Linked DNA regions of Homo sapiens: region 2 is linked to region 1. The links are chromatin loops, found by intact Hi-C in ENCODE. Cell type or tissue: mammary epithelial cell. All regions are shown on one strand.

The links. Peaks named below come from ENCODE experiments on the same cell type or tissue, not always from the same donor. Only the 100,000 strongest peaks of a DNase experiment are listed, where the experiment ranks them.
Region 2: it touches region 1 in a loop (3-fold over the local background); 6 of 110 quality-filtered maps call a loop at or near these places.

Annotation. Positions count from the first base shown.
Region 1 is chr21:36,914,543-36,922,542 of GRCh38, reverse strand. The region is part of intron 5 of HLCS (holocarboxylase synthetase); the gene reads left to right. Among named protein-coding and RNA genes, the nearest start is that of HLCS-AS1, 48 kb to the left of the region's middle. RefSeq lists a silencer at 4,660-4,954. In mammary epithelial cell, a CTCF peak has its summit at 4,801 (motif pointing right); no DNase peak of the experiment used is centred here.
Region 2 is chr21:36,769,669-36,777,668 of GRCh38, reverse strand. All of the region lies in intron 6 of HLCS (holocarboxylase synthetase), which reads left to right. Among named protein-coding and RNA genes, the nearest start is that of SIM2, 75 kb to the right of the region's middle. In mammary epithelial cell, no CTCF peak of the experiment used is centred here; a DNase peak (open chromatin) is centred at 4,338.

The DNA.
Region 1 (8,000 bases):
CTTCCTAATTTGTTTGTTTTGTTGTAGCTGCCTGTGTATGGCTGCGTCTCCCCAGGTACAGCATGCCGAGTTTGGCCACACAGCTATCCAGGTACTACCATGTTTCCAGTACAATTCTACATTATCCCTCTGCTGGTGTCGTGGGTCTTTTCTTTCTTAAAATGTTTTTAGGCTTTGGTTTAATAATAGAATCAGTGGAAGGAATATTGGAGTTTCTGTTCCGTAACATACACATATATCAAAGCATCATGTGGTATACCAGAAATGTACATACTTTTTACTTGTCAATTAAAATAAATATTTTTTTCTAAAAAGGAGATATTGGAGTTAAAGACTATGATTTCAATTCTCATTGATCATTGGAGCTACTGTCCTTTACAAAAAAATTCTATAACTCAAATTTTATTTCGTGAATTGAGGAACGTGGCTTTAATTTAAAAAAACAGAGTCTTTTAATCGATACTTTTAAGGGTATTTGAGTTTTTAAAATTTCAACCATATGAATACATATTATGATAATATATATGCATATACATTTATATATTTATTTATTTAAGTGCATATGTCTGTTTTAACCAGAACTACAGAAAAACTTAAGATTGCTGAGATAGAACGTGCCTTTGTGGAGTGGTCATTTCTCCCAGAGAGTGAGAGAAGACTTAGAGTAGCGGGTCTGGAGATTTCTGGTAAAAGGGAAATGCACTTTCCCTTGACACGAGGTTCACAGCACAATTTTGTTGTGTAGGTGTTTGTGTCTCTGGTGGGTCTCTGGCATGTGTGTCTGAGTGCAGGGGACAGGGGCTCTGGGTGAAGAGGAGGGCTGCTTTGGCACTGTGCTGCTGCGCCTCCGAGGCTGAGATTCAGATTCTAGGTGTGAGCGAAAGGAGAACAGCGTTGCCCATCAGCAGTCAGCTAGATCGCTGGGTCCTGAACATGCGTATCATAGGACCATTGTCAGTTTCACCCACCATGAGGCTTTCCTGAGCCACTGGTCTATAAAAACTTTTAGTTTAATTCAACCTGCCTCCTACATGCATTAAGGAAAAGTTTAGAAAATTAAAATTAAAGTTGAAAGTGAATATTCTTTTTTCTTTTTCTTTGAGACAGAGTCTCACTCTTACCCAGGCTGGAGTGCAGTGGCACGATCTCGGCTCACTGCAACCTCCACCTCCCGGGTTCAAGCGATTCTCCTGCCTCAGCCTCCTGAGTAGCTGGAATTATAGGCACACACCACCACGCCCAGCTAGTTTTTGTATTTTTAGTAGAGACGGGGTTTCACCATGTTGGTCAGGCTGGTCTTGGACTCCTGACCTTGTGATCCGCCTGCCTCGGCTCCCCAAAGTGCTGGGATTACAGGCGTGAGCCACTGTGCCCGGCTGAAAGTGAATATTCTTCTCAGAAAACTTACTGAGTTTGCTTTTGTATGCCCTAGGTAAACATTTGGTAAGTTGCTCTCTTCTCTGAACAAAAATGAATCCTACGTAGAGTAGTTCACTGAAGAGTGATTGAATGATGGCACCACTGATCCCTCTTCCTGTTTTTAATTTCCGTAAATAAGAAAATACACCTTTTAAAAGAAACATCAAACAGTAGTTTCATAAATTAAAAAATGATGGTTAATTTGGGGGTGGGGGGATAGCCAGACTCTGCCTAGGATTGTCTAGATTACTTTTCATAGGCAACCTTGATGCATTTCAGGATTTAAGTTTTTCTGTAGCTTTTTAGTTAATAAAATGCTTTAAAGGTCAAAGGTCTATAATTTTGAAGGTTTTGCTCTGTGTATTTTTTCCTTCTGTGATGTTGGGGTTAGGTGTAGTGTCTCAGATTGGCCAAATGAGTTTTTCTTGGTAGACGGCTTTAAAAATTTTTTTTAATTTTAATTTAATAGGTACATAGTAGGTGTATACATTTATGGGATGCATGAGATGCTTTGATACAGGCGTGCTGTGCATAATAATCACATCATATAAAATGGGGTACCTATCTTCTCAAGCATTTATCCTTTATATTACAAACAAATTATATTATTTTAGTTATTTGAGCATGTACAGTTAAATTATTATTAACTGTAGTCACCCTGTTGTGCTATCAAATACTAGGTCTTATTCGTTCTTTTTATTTATTTTTATTTTTTGCATCCATTAACCATTCCCATCTCTGCCCCACCTTCCCACTAGGGTGGGTGTCTTTTTTTTTTTTTCTTTTTTCTTGAGACAGGGTCTCGTTCTGTCACTCAGGTTGGAGTGCAGTGGCATGATCATGGCTCACTGCAGCCTTGAACTCCTGAGCTCAGGTAATCTCCCACCTCAGCCTCCCAAGCAGCGGGGACTACAGGCACATATCGCCATACCTGGCTATTTTACTTTTGTGTTTTGTAGAGATGGAGTCTTACTTTTTGCCCAAACTGGTCTCAAATTTCTGGGCTCAGACAATTCTTCCGCCTCAGCTTCCCAAAGTACTTGGCCTCACAGGTATGAGCTACCGTGCCTGGTGCGTCACCAAATTCTCATGACCAAACCCTTCTCTGTTCTGTTGGGAGGGAGGGTAGACAAGATGACCTTTCTCATCCTTTGCAGGACTCTCTGCAGTATTTATGCTGGTCTTGGCAAAGCAAGTAGACTAAAAAAAATTTTTTTTAACTTTTTAAGCAGTTCCTTTGAATGCATTCTTTTCTAAGAATTTGTGATTATTACCATTTTCATCTTTATATTGGAACAAGTTAAAATCATAGATACATCTTCACAGTTAATTTCAGCACAATGAAATAATGTTTTGCTATCTGCTTTATTTTTATTTATTTCAGGCTAATTCTCTAATTTTACTGTTAATTTAAGAATTATCAATACACTATATAGCAGCCTCAGATTTACAAAGAAATTGTGTTTTCAAAATTTGTGTGCTAACTTGTCTTTTAACAATTTGGTCCCCATTATTTATGACAGTTGGGTTTTCCTAGCATCTCACGTATGTCCTCTTGCCCCATACTGCAATTAAACCATGGGAAACCGTCTTATCTGTTTCTGTGTCACATTCTGGCTTGCTGGAGCACGTATGCAGTGGGAACACTTTGAGCATCTCTTTCTACTTCTCCATCGTTCAACTCAGGACATAACAACCATATCTCGGACATTGCTCAAAAACGTTAAATTGGATACCTAGCAATACCATGGCATATGACTTAATTAATTTGCCTCGGTAGGTTAATACTTCTCTTATATTTAAGAAAACTTTTTTTCTTTCAAAGTAACTGTTGAACTTTACACACAAGTAAAAGCAAACATTTCATAGAAAATTTCAAATATGCAAAAGTAAATATAAATAATGAGTGAATTCTTCTGTACTCATCACTCTCTTTCACAGTTATCCATTTATGGCCAATCTTATTTCACTTCTTTCTACCCACTTCTCTGCCAGTATTATTTGGAAGGAATTCCCAGATACTGTTTCAGTTTTCTCATCTGCAAATATTTTAGTATGTGTCTCTGAAAGATGCGAGCTCTGTTTAAAAACATAATCACAATTCCACCGTCATACCTAAAATGAAACAATCTCTTCATATAATCTCATGTCCAGTCAGCCTTCCAGTTTCCAATTAGACATATTTAAAGATGGACTGTAGTATCTGTGCATTGTGTATAATAAGCACATGTGTATGATGAGCACGTTGGTCCTGTTGCAAAACAAATGTGAGAGAGAAACAACTGATGTTAACCCCTGTAACTTTTAGGGCAAAGTTGATTTCTGTGTCCTTGTTGAATGCCACATTTTAGCCCCCATTACAAGGCCATTCTGCAAATAGCAGCAAGTCGCCAATTGGAATAATATGCAGAAGAACCCTGAATGTTGAAATATGGGGGTTTTGTTCCAACTCTTACTCTTTCAGAACTAAACATGAGTTCCTCACCCTCTCTTTTCTGCATGCTAAGTCCTGGGTCTCTTTAGCAGGGACGGTATTGATTTTTGTTCTGTATGCTTTCAGCTCGGGTTGATGTTTAGCCTTTGACCCAGCCACTTTCTTACAATAAACAGTTTGTTGATGAGAGCAGCTGCTCAGCAGATTGTTTCCAGATTGTTCTCTGACAGCTGAGGACAGAGTGCACCTTACGAAGAAGTTGGCTTGAAGCTGATGGCGTCTCCTTCTTACCCTCTCTGCCTTTGAAGCCAACTGTCAGCCTCTGATCATTCCTCTATTTATATCCAGTGAAATGGTGTGAATCTGTGGCACTAGAAATCAGGCCTCACCTACAATCCTGAATATTTAATTTTGTTCTCTGAATGAATGGTTGCAGCATTTTCTAGAAGTTTCTGCCATATGGAGCAATTCCTTACTTTGCAGGAAGAATTTCCGGCACTCAGTACATAGGAGTTAGTGTACCATGGGGTGCTATGTAAGAAAGCAGACAGGCTGGGCTTTATTTTGTTCAGGAATCTGTGCTCCTTGAATATTTAAAGGCTTTCTATGCAAGTAAGGAATGAGATTACTTTCAAACTGAGTATGTATTATCTGCCTTGTGACTTGAGCCCTTTTAAAACAGTTCTCTTTATTTATTTTTCTACTTTTGAAAGAGAGTACTTCATTTTTTTTTTTTTTTAATGCAAGAGACAGATCATCCAATGACTTGGTGATTTACGTGGTCCAAAGTCACACCTTCGTTTGGATTTCTGCAGCTTCCCCAGTCACCTCCAGCTGTTACCTAGAATGGCCTGTCTGCTTGCAGCGACCTTCATTAAGAAGGGAAGGTCCGAGCTTTCAGCATGAGAGCCAACACTTTTTACTAAACTGGCCACCAGAGGCTGCTGTCAGAATGGTGAGGCTGAGCTCACCTCCCCGGAGGCAAGTTTACTTTTTCTACAACCAGTAAATTTTGTTAAGCTACCAATCCTGGTTTCAAAACTCAGGTCTCACTACACAGCCTCCAGTCACCAAGCATGCTTACGGCTGTAGCCCTTACAGCCAGGTATGACGTAGGAACTGGACAAAATTCAAGACCTAAGATTAAGACTTGTGTGTTTTTCATTCGGTGCCAATAAGCTGTTATTAATGCACTGATTCTGCATATACTGAACAGCTTCATGAAACGCACTGGGGTTTGTACTCGGGGAAAGTGCGCCCTGCATTTGGGCTGTACAAGATCTGGGTCTGTGGAGGGATGGCTCCATGAGGATGGAAATCTGTGGTTTTTCAGGGAGGTGTTCTTGCCTCAGAATGGTTCAGCAGCCCTTCCCCGGCAAAGGCAGCATGAAGGCTTGTTCAGATCAAAAGCTAAAAGGTGTTCTTCATTGCTGTTTTGCTTTTTGATTCTTTATGAAGGCTGTTTCTTTGATGATTCCACGATTAACAGCAGAACAAAAATCTACAGATCATGTAGGAGCTGGCAGGGCCTTTCAAGCTTCTGGGGAAAATCCTTTATTTCTCCCCCAATTTTTTGTTAAAAAAAATTGGAACTGAAGAAAAGGTAAAAGAGTCATACACCAACCCTATAAGCCCTGTGGAGCCTTCACCCAGATTTACCACTGGTGAACCTTTTGCCACATTTTCCTGATAAAGAGGGCCTTTTGTTTTTGTTTTGAAGATGCAAATGTTACTTCCTTTAAGTAAACCACAAAGCCCAGACCCTATTGTGGGTTGTTTCTAAGAGTGAGAGGCTTTGACATCTTTGCTTCCAGGAGAACGGCTCTAGTTTCTACTTGGCCCGGGGAGTATTTGTTTTATTTGAAGTAAAAGCAGTAGCCTACTAGTTTGTGATGGTTCCGTATGGCTGTGTATCACCCTACAGGGTTGAGGGGGATATTCCATCTTCATATGAACCAGCATTTATAAAGCACATGTGTATAAAGTTCTTAGAGTAGTAAGATTTTAAGTTTTAAATTGGTCAGGTGCAGCGGCTCATGCCCGTAATCTCAGCACTTCGGGAGGCTGAGGTGGGAGGATCGCTTGAGTCCAGGTGTTGAAGACCAGGTTGGGCAACACAGCGAGACTCCACCTCTACAAAAGATAAAAAAAAAAAAAAAAAAAAAAAAAAATTAGCTAGGCATGATGGTGTGCACCTATAATCCCAGCTACTTGGGAGGCTGAGATGAGAGGTTCTCTTGAGCCCGGGAGTTGAGTTTGTGATCGCGCCACTGCACTCCAGCCTGAGGAACATGTTGAGCAAGCAAGACCCTATCTCTTAAAAGAAAAGTCTTAAATTACAGAACATAAAAAAATCTTACAGCCGGATGCTATGAGGACAGATAGTTGATCTTTTATACTCAACAAAGGGATTCTACCCCTCTGATCTAGGAAAATTCCACTGATGATCATGTCACGGGTATAGGATTTGAATTTTTTCTTGCAATTTCCTAACCCAAGTATCGTGACTTGGAACCTTAGATCTAGTCACTTCCATAAGATTTTTTTTAGGTGGTTTGTATAAGTGCTATTGTTGTATTATTTGTATAAATATCTGTTTTCCCCATTAAACTGTCATGCAAGCTGATTTGAAAGCAAGGACCATATGTTGTTAATCTTTGTATCCCTTTCCCAGTATTTTGCTTATAGTAGACATTTAGTAAGCACATTTTATTTGGACACTTGCAAAGTGTTTTGGTTTTTCCCCCTAATGGATTGGGAGCTGCTTCCTTGGCTCCTGTGCACCGAGAGCCCCCAGAGACCCCAGGGACAGGCCGGCAGTGCACAGCCCTCTCTGCCCGAGCGGCTGCCCGCACAGTCCAGCTCTGTATTCTGGGAAAGCAGGATAAATAACCTAACAGGTTGTTAGGTTATTCTTAACAATCATGTTAAACAGTTTCTAGAAGAATCAGCTGTGGGCATGCCGGAGGAAACTGGCCAGATGGAGTTTCAGGGAAAAGTTGGAATTGTTTTGTGTGTTATTAAAAACACTTTTCAGTAGAAACTCTGCTTTTCTCCTATGAACGAATGCACCTTCTGAGCCGGAGCTTCTTAGACCGTGGCCTTGAGTGTGTGGGGTTAGACCCGCCCTCTCCTTGCACACGTAGGGCAGTGTTGGACGCCGCTCCCCTCTCTCCTGCCAGGCCTGGCCAGGTGTTATTCCCTGGGATTCTCTGAATGTTCCCAAGTGTCATGGTGACAGCCAGTTGGACCAGTGAACCTTTGCTAAGATAAGGTCCTGGAGCAGAAAGCTCTTGGCCTCTTGATATGGGGCCGCTTCTCTCTTTCCAGGTAACATATATTTTAACATAACATGATGTTAAAATTTCAACTGAGAATTAAACAGTGGAGGCTAAACATTGAATCTTGAAGCTCCGTTTTACCAGAGAGAGATGTTCTCGTTTTCTCGTTAGAAAAATGAAGAAGCTGCGGTCAGCCCAGGGAGTGCCTCTTGCGGCCTCACAGCTGATGGTGGCAGAGCTGAGGGCAGGATCCCATGCCAGAGTCCCCTGCCCCCACAAGAAGCCCAGGTGGGGCTGGCAGGTAACAGGCAAATAGCTGAGGATGGTGGGGCGGGGGGACATGTCAGCATCAGAAGGAAGGGAACGTGTGAATGGTCACGTTGGTGTGCATGTCGGCTAGGATGGGCACCTCTGGGTGCACCAGGCAGGGCTGCCTATGGGCCCCCAGGGCTCAGCCCCAGCGTTTTCCATGCCCTCCACCCCCACGCTGCCTGCTCTGTCAGAAGCCTGTTTGTGTTGGGCTGAGACAAATGGCGGGCGTTTTCCTTGGGCAGGCTTAATGAAGGCCCCAGAGACTCCTGTGGGTGTCGGTCCCGCACCCACGAGACCAGTGAGTGGAAGTTCGCGTCTCTCATTGTGGAGGCAGTGGCTGAGCTGCCCCATAGAGCCGCCCTCGCCGTTAGAGCCAACCCTGGCTTTCTCTTTGGTCTCTGCACTTGCAGAATAGATTCCGCTTCTACAGTGAGCCTGTTTGGCTTGGTGGAGGTGTGATGCCTATAAAACCAGCCTTATTAGAAATGACTTATTCACTCCCTGCTTTTACTGTTCTACTCAAGCCTTTTGTGGTCTTCGCTAGTTGGCAGGTA
Region 2 (8,000 bases), 140 kb after region 1:
GGGACATAGGACAAAATAACTGCCCCTGCTCTTCCAAAAATGTCTGGATCATGAAAAACAAAAAGACTAAGAAACTGAACCAGATTAAAGGAGACGAAGAAGCCGTGACAGCTCAATGCATCAGATGATCCTGGATTTGATCTTAGACCAGAAAAAAAGAGCATTATTACTAGGACAATGGACACAATTTGAATACACTCTATAGATGAGATCTGGGGTTGGCAAAGTTTGGCCCTTGGGCCGAGTCTGGCCTGCTGCCAGTTTTCGTGCCGCATGAGAGCTAAGCATGTTTTTTTACATTTTAAAGGGTCAGAAAAAATTTTAAAGAATAAAATTTATATGACACTTTGGGAAAGGCAAAACTATAGAGAGAGTAAAAATACCGGTGGTTGCCAAAGGGTTCGGGGAGGGGAAGGGATGAGGGATGAATAAGTGAAGCACAGGGGAATTTTTAGGGCAGGGAAACTGTTCTGTGTAATGCTGACATGGTGGCCACAAGATGCGATGCATTTATCAAAACCCACAGAATGTACAGCACAAAGCACGAACCCTAACAGAAGCAGTGAGCTGTGGTTAATAGTCCTATACCAAGACTGCTTCAGAAATCGTAACAAATGACCACACCACAGCAAGATGTGAATGATAAGGAAACTGTTGGGGAAGGGGACATATGGGAACTCTTTCTGCACAATTTTTCTGTAAACCTAAAGTTGCTCTAAAAAAAATAAAAAAGCCTATTAGTTAAAAGGAATATATTGTGATACACAAACATTATGTAAAATTCAAATTTTTATGTCCGTAAATGTTGAGACACAGGCATGGCTGCCTTTGCCCTCGGACGGCAGGTTTGAGCAATTGAGCACAGAAACCATACGGCTGCAGAGCCTACAGTATTTACTCTCTGACCTTTTATAGAGAATTCTGCTGACCTCTGGATTAGATAATAGTGCCATATCAGCCGGGTGCGGTGGCTCACGCCTGTAATCCCAGCACTTTGGGGGGCTGAGATGGGTGGATCACAAGGTCAGGAGTTCGAGACCAGCCCAACCAACGTGGTGAAACCCCATCTCTACTAAAAATACAAAAATTAGCCGGGCATGGTGGTGCACGCCTGTAATCCCAGCTACTCAGGAGGCTGAGGCAGGAGAATCGCTTAAACCTGGGAGGCGGAGGTTGCAGTGAGCTTAGATTGTGCCACTGCACTCTAACCTGGGTGACAGAGTGAAACTCCATCTCAAAAGAAAAAAAAAAGCATAAAATAGTGTTGTAACAAGGCTGTTGATTTCCGTGATTGTACTATAATCAGGTAAGATAAACCCTGGGTTTTAGGAAGCTACACAGACGCATATAGGAATACAGAGACATTAGGGCTGCAGCTCACTCTCAACTGGTTCAGAAAATAATGATGGATAGACAGATGGACAAAACATATATGGTAAAAAGTGAACCTTTAGGAAATCTGGGTGCTGTGTGAAGGGCATGTAGGAATGCTTTGTACTCTTCCTGTAACTTTTCTTTAAGTCTGATATTATTTCGAAGTAAAAGGTTAAAAAGAAAAAAGTATTATAGACCTTACAACCAACCAGAACATGATTTGAATTTCTGGTTTGCTTGCTATGTGGCTTTATAGCAGTGGTTTTGCCTTTCTGAGACTGTGTCCTCTTGTCTGTGAGGAAGGACTTCTTCTCAGCTTTGGAAGGCTTGGATGAGATCACGAACCTAAAATGCCACTCATAGCACAAAAAATTGGTGTGAATTCCAGGTGACCAGTTGAAACATCTACCTGGTGCCTGCAGAAACACTGTTCGCAGACATCTGCTTGCTGTGTCGTCCACGTGAGTCGGTGTCCATCCTCTGAAATAGCGGCAGCACTTCCCAGTAGCAGACCCTCTTTAGGGGCAGGTGACTTATGGTCAAGGCTGTGGACACTCTCCACCAAGAGCCGCTCCACACCCAGTTGTAGAAAAATGGACATATTTATGAGATCTGAACAGCCTGAAAAGGGGGGTGAGAAGATCTTGTGGAGGATCCGGAGACTCCTGGCGGAGGAGTGGGGACAGATAGTCTGAGTACTGGTGTGCAGTGGCGCAGTGAAGGCTCGCCGTCAGAGGCAGGGATCTGCCATCAGGGCTACCGCTGAGGTACAGCCACAGAGGTGGCTGTGGGCACCATGAATATTTCTCTCTATGCAAGCTTCTTTGCTCATCTGTAAATTCTGTAATAGCACCAGTTTAAGATAGAAGGCAGTGGATGCGCAGGCATCTAGTATTTATGGTGAAGTGTCAGGGTAAGAAACAGTGGCTTGTATTCACTTTGATTGGATAATACAGACCAACATTAGTAAATGCTTGACTTACCAAAAAGGAGCCTCATTCTGAAAGCTGAATCCACTGGGCTCCTTGGGAGCCATGAAATGATTTATTTAGCAGCAATGTGGACGCTCTTATGCTGGACGTGGGGAAGATTAGCCAAAAACGTAAGAAGGGCAGGTATGCCAGGAGCTACGGAAATGAAGCGGGTGTCTCTAACAGAGGGCCTGACCCACAGGCATCTCTCTGCTTCTGGGGAGCTCCAGTGGGAGGATTGTGATGGCTCTGCTCTTTGAACAGTCCCGATTCCCGTGTTGCCTCCTACTGAAACATTCATCCTGTTCTACACCAAGAGCGGAAAGGGGATATGATTTAAAGCATACCAACAGAGTGCATTGAGGAAAGGGCAGGCCGTAGTGTCAAATCCAGAATAGAATGGAAGAATATATCAATAAAACTGTTCTATTATCTGCCTGGGCACACCTCTGACCAACAGTGTTTCTAAGCAGTCACCTAAACAAAGTCAGCCGAAGAGCCAGTTCAACCAACTATGTGTAGCTTTGCTGAGTAGGTTCAGAGACCCTAGAACTGGAAGTGAAGATTCTGCATCCCCCATTGCTAGTGTCACTTACAAGGTTTTTAGCCCAGATAGAGATCACCTTAGTGTGTGTAGGTAGAAGTGATGAGGGATGGGTACAGAGAGGAGAGGCATCACGTATAGAATTTTTGAGGAGTCGTAAAACACACACATTTGTCCCCACCATTCCATTCCTTCCCTCTGTCTCCCTGACTTCCCTCCTTATCCCCAAGAGGAGGAGGTAAGGGGAGGCGCTGCTTGTCTTCTGGCAGCAAGAAGTTCTAGGATCGACATGACAGGGACCACTTTGCAAATTCCATCATATTTCATTTTTACTGACACTGCACAAAATGTTCCATTTTATAGGTGACTGGAGAGACTGAGAGAGATGGATTCCCTTACTCCATGTTCATATCAACACTGGGATTCGAGTCCAGATCTGTCCCGTTCCCTGTCTGAGTCTCCACTCTGCTGTGATGTTTCTAAAGTTCCTTGGGAACCTTCCTGTAGCTGCCAGGAATAATATCCCCAGGGTCCCTGGCTAGGACCCTGCAGTGTCCTGGGGCAGCCACCTCAGCTTTGTGCCGTGGACCCTGCCGCCAGTTCAGAAGTCACCTGTCAGAAGTCGGGCCTCTTCTGCCCCTGACTGTGTCCCCATGCGTTGCACAGCTGTCTCATGGGCCTCACTCCATTTTACGGTGGAGGCGTTTTTTAGCAGAAACCACTGTTCATTTCCTTTCAAAAAACAATCTTGTGCATTCCTGCCTAGAAAGTAGCTTAAAAAAAATCAATCGTATTGTTAAAGTGTGACTTTAACAAAAATGAAATATCTTGATATTTTAGCGTTTTAACTTTTTAGAAAGTGCTACTCAGATGTAATGGTTGGTTTTTACAATGTAATATGTGTTAAAAGTAGTTCTGAAATGAAGTTCGGCACTGCTTCCTTTGAACTAAGCAGAGGGCAGCAGGGTTATGAACAGTGGGAATTCATCTTCCAGTCAGCTTTTTTAAAATGAAAAATAACTTATGAACCTTCAATGTGTGACTGCCTGGGGCCCCCTTCTCCCTCTTCCTCGCCACCTCCCATTGGCTTTCTTTTTCACTCATGAGAGTGTGTGTCTCTCTGTAAGCTAAGAACAGGGTCAGAGCTGAGAAAACTGGGGGGTAAAGAAGATAGCAAAGAGAAGCACAGACTGGTGTCAGGCCAGGACCATGAGCTGAGGAAGCCCTCCAGGCCCGAGGGAGACTTCGAGGTCGCCTCACACCCACCCCATGCCAGACTGCTGCAGGGCACGATGCCTCAGACTTAGGAGGGTTTGGGGTGTGTTTTCCAGAGAAAGACTTTACAACATCTTTTAGAAAGGGAGGCCAGTCTGAGGTACAGCCCAGCTTCCAGAGGCCAGCTGCTCCCAGTGGCAGACTGCCAGCCCTCCGTGGCCTTGGCCTGTGCGGCAGGGAATGAGCCACGGGACAGGTATGGCAGCCTGGGAAAGCTGCCTGCACTTGGCCGCCCTTTCTTTGCCAATCTGTGCTGGAAAGGAGATTGCTCCACCAACTAGTGAACTGGCAGCTGCAAGCTTAATCCACTGATAGGTTGGGCTTAAATAAATCTTTTTTTAATAGGATTTATAAAATGAATGCACTACAATTATAAAAATATTGGAAAATTCAGTAAAGTATAAGAGAGAAATAAAAATCACTTGAAATCTTACCACCCAGAGATTATATAGAACAACATAAAGGAGACATTTAAATCATCATATAATTCTACTTCCACACTTCCACCTTTTTTTTTTTTTTTTTGAGATGGAGTCTTGTTCTGTCACCTGGCTGGAGTGCAGTGGGACAATCTTGGCTCACTGCAACCTCTGCCTCCCAGGTTCAAGCCATTTTCCTGCCTCAGCCTCTCGAGTAGCTGGGACTACAGGTGCGCGCCACCATGCCCAGCTAATTTCTGTATTTTTAGTGAGACAGGTTTCACTCTGTTGGCCAGGATGGTCTCGATCTCTTGACCTCGTGATCTGCCCGCCTTGGCCTCCCAAAGTGTTGGGATTACAGGCGTGAACCAACACGCCCGGCCTCTTCCACCTTCTTGAGATAACCACTGTTAATATGTGTCCTTCTTTTTTTTTTTTTTTTTTTTTGAGACAGTGTCTTGCTCTGTTGCCCAGGCTGGAGTGCAGTGGCATGATCTTTGCTCACTGCAGCCTTGAACTCCCTGCCTCAAGTGATCCTCCCATCTCAGCCTCCCAAGTAGCTGGAACCACAGGCATGTACCTCCATGCCTGGCTAAATTTTTGTATTTTTTGATAGACATGGGGTTTTGCCATGTGGCCTAAGCTGCTCTTGAACTCCTGGGCTCAAGTGATCCACCCACCTCAGCCTCCCAAAGTGCTGGGATTACAAGCATGAGCCACTGAGCCTGGCCCCTGTATTTTTCTATAAATACATATCGTATATAAAGAGAATCATTCTACGATACTGTTTTTAACCTTCTTTTTCACTTTTTAACAATATAATGTCTATAATTATATATCTACATCATTGTAAGAGCTCCAAAATAAAAAATTTTTAATTATCAGAAAAATACTTTGTAAAATATATCTGTGTTTTCTAAAAAGAGAGAAATTCTAAAAGAATATACACTTTTAATGAGAAGTGGGACTTACCTAGATGACTTATGTTCTACTTAATATTTTTCTATATTTTTCAAATATGTTCACTCCCCAAGGTAACTGCAGCTATTATTTTGGTATATTTCCTAATAATTTTTGTTTTTTTTTTTTGAGTTGGAGTCTCTATGTTGCCTAGGCTGGAGTGCAGTGGTGTGATCTCAGCTGACTGCAGCCTCCGCCCCCTGGGTTCAAGTGATTCTCCTGCCTCAATCTCCCACATAGCTGGGATTACAGGCACCCGCCACCACACCCGGCTAATTTTTTGTATTTTTAATAGAGATGGGGTTTCACCATGTTGGCCAGCTGGTCCCGAACTCCTGACCTCAAGTGATCTGCCCGTCTCGGCCTCCCAAAGTGCTGGGATTATAGGCGTGAGCCACCGCGCCCGGCCATAATTTTTAAAAGCATACTTCAAAACATGATTGGACTCACGCTGTCTGTAGGATTTTGCATCCTGATTAAATCACCTAAAAGTGTCCGGTGGTCATCTGCCCACATTACTGATGACCACATGATGGGCTTTCATGTGGGACTGCTGTGGGTTTTTTAATTCTTCAACAGTGGGCTGTTTGGATTATTTCTGATTTTTCACACTGCATCAGTAATGCTGTGGTGAACAGTTGAGCCCCTGAATTATTTTGTGTCCCTGTCTGAGTCCTCCTCAGGCTTCAATTCTGTAGAAATACAGTCCCCGGGTCAGGAAGTAAACCATGTTTAAGGCTATCACTGGGTCTGAACAGACTGGTTTCAAGAATTTCTGCTCACTTGTTAGTATCAGATAAGCTGCTCACTAGTTATAATGAAATGGGTACTGCAAATAACTATTGTTGATTGTCTTGTTTCTTTTTATTTTATTTTATATTTATTTATTTATTTATTTATTTATTTGAGACGGAGTCTCGCTCTGTCGCCCAGGCTGGAGTGCAGTGGTGCAACCTTGGCTCACTGCAATCTCTGCCTCCCGGGTTCACGCCATTCTCCTGCCTCAGCCTCCCGAGTAGCTGGGATTACAGGCACCCGCCACCATGCCCAGCTAATTTTTTTGTATTTTTAGTAGAGACGGGGTTTCACCGTGTTAGCCAGGATGGTCTTGATCTCCTGACCTCGTGATCCGCCTGCCTCGGCCTCGCAAAGTGCTGGGATTACAGGCGGGAACCACCACGCCCGGCCAATTGTCTTATTTCTTTTTAAAACGGACCTTTTGGTCTTATACTTAGAAGTTCTGTATTTATGAATAGTCAATTACAATATTATATCTAAATGTAAAAATATGCTTTTTTCCAAAAAAAATTCAAAATAAATTTTAAATCAAAAGGTTACCCAGCCTGGGCTCTACCAAACCCTGTCTCTACCAAAAAATACAAAAATTAGCCAGGTGTGGTGGTATGAACCCATAGTGGTCCCAGCTATTCAGGAAGTTGAGGTGGGAGGATCCCTTGAGCCCTGGAGGTCCAGGCTATAGTGAGTCACTGCACTCTAGCTGAGATGACAGAATAAGACCCCATCTCAAACGAAAAAAAAAAAGAAAGGTTACCCATCATATTAAAGTTTTAAAATAAAAGAAAAAAAATCTTAATATAGCCATCATTAACATTTTGTCTAATCTCCTTCCTGCCCTTTTTGAATTTTACATACTTGGAATAAAAGTATATGTAGTTTTTGGCCAGGCGTGGTGGCTTACACCTGTAATCCCAGCACTTTGGGAGGCTGAAGCAGGAGGATCGCTTGAGGCCAGGAGTTCAAGACCAGCCTGGCCAACATGATGAAACCTCGTCTCTACTAAAAATACAAAAATTTGTTGGGCATGGTGGTGCACACCTGTAATCCCAGCTATTCGGGAGGCTGAGGCAGGAGAATTGCTTAAACCTTGGAGATGGAGGTTGCAGTGACCCGAGATTCATGCCACTGCACTCTAGCCTGGGCGACAGAGTGAGACTGCATCTCAAAAAAAAAAAAAAAAAAAAAAGCATCTATAGTTTTGTATGCTGCTTTTTAATTTGACATACCAATGCAAGCCTTTCTTCCACGTTGCTATATAGTCTTCAGAACTATAATGATTTGATTACAAATTATTCCATTGACTTAATTTATCAGAATTTATTTAACCATTTGTTTATTAACAGTGAGGTTGTTTCCATATTTTTACCTTTATAACACTGTTGTGAATGTGGACTATTTTCTTAGGTTCAGATCCCCGAAGTGGATGGACTTGGTCTGAATTTACGTTTTTGTTCATTCGGATTTTTCATTAATTCATGCTGGCCTGTCTTAGGTTATTCCCAATCATTAAAGCTTAATCTTAAAGGACCATGTGACAATCAGGACAGTTCCATTGGCAGAGCCTCCGTGGCTACTGGGCTGTCCTTAGTAACCAAAGTGGTCAGGAGGCTGTCTCATTTGCAGAGTGACCCTTAGGAGGCTCCAAATGTTTCAGACTCA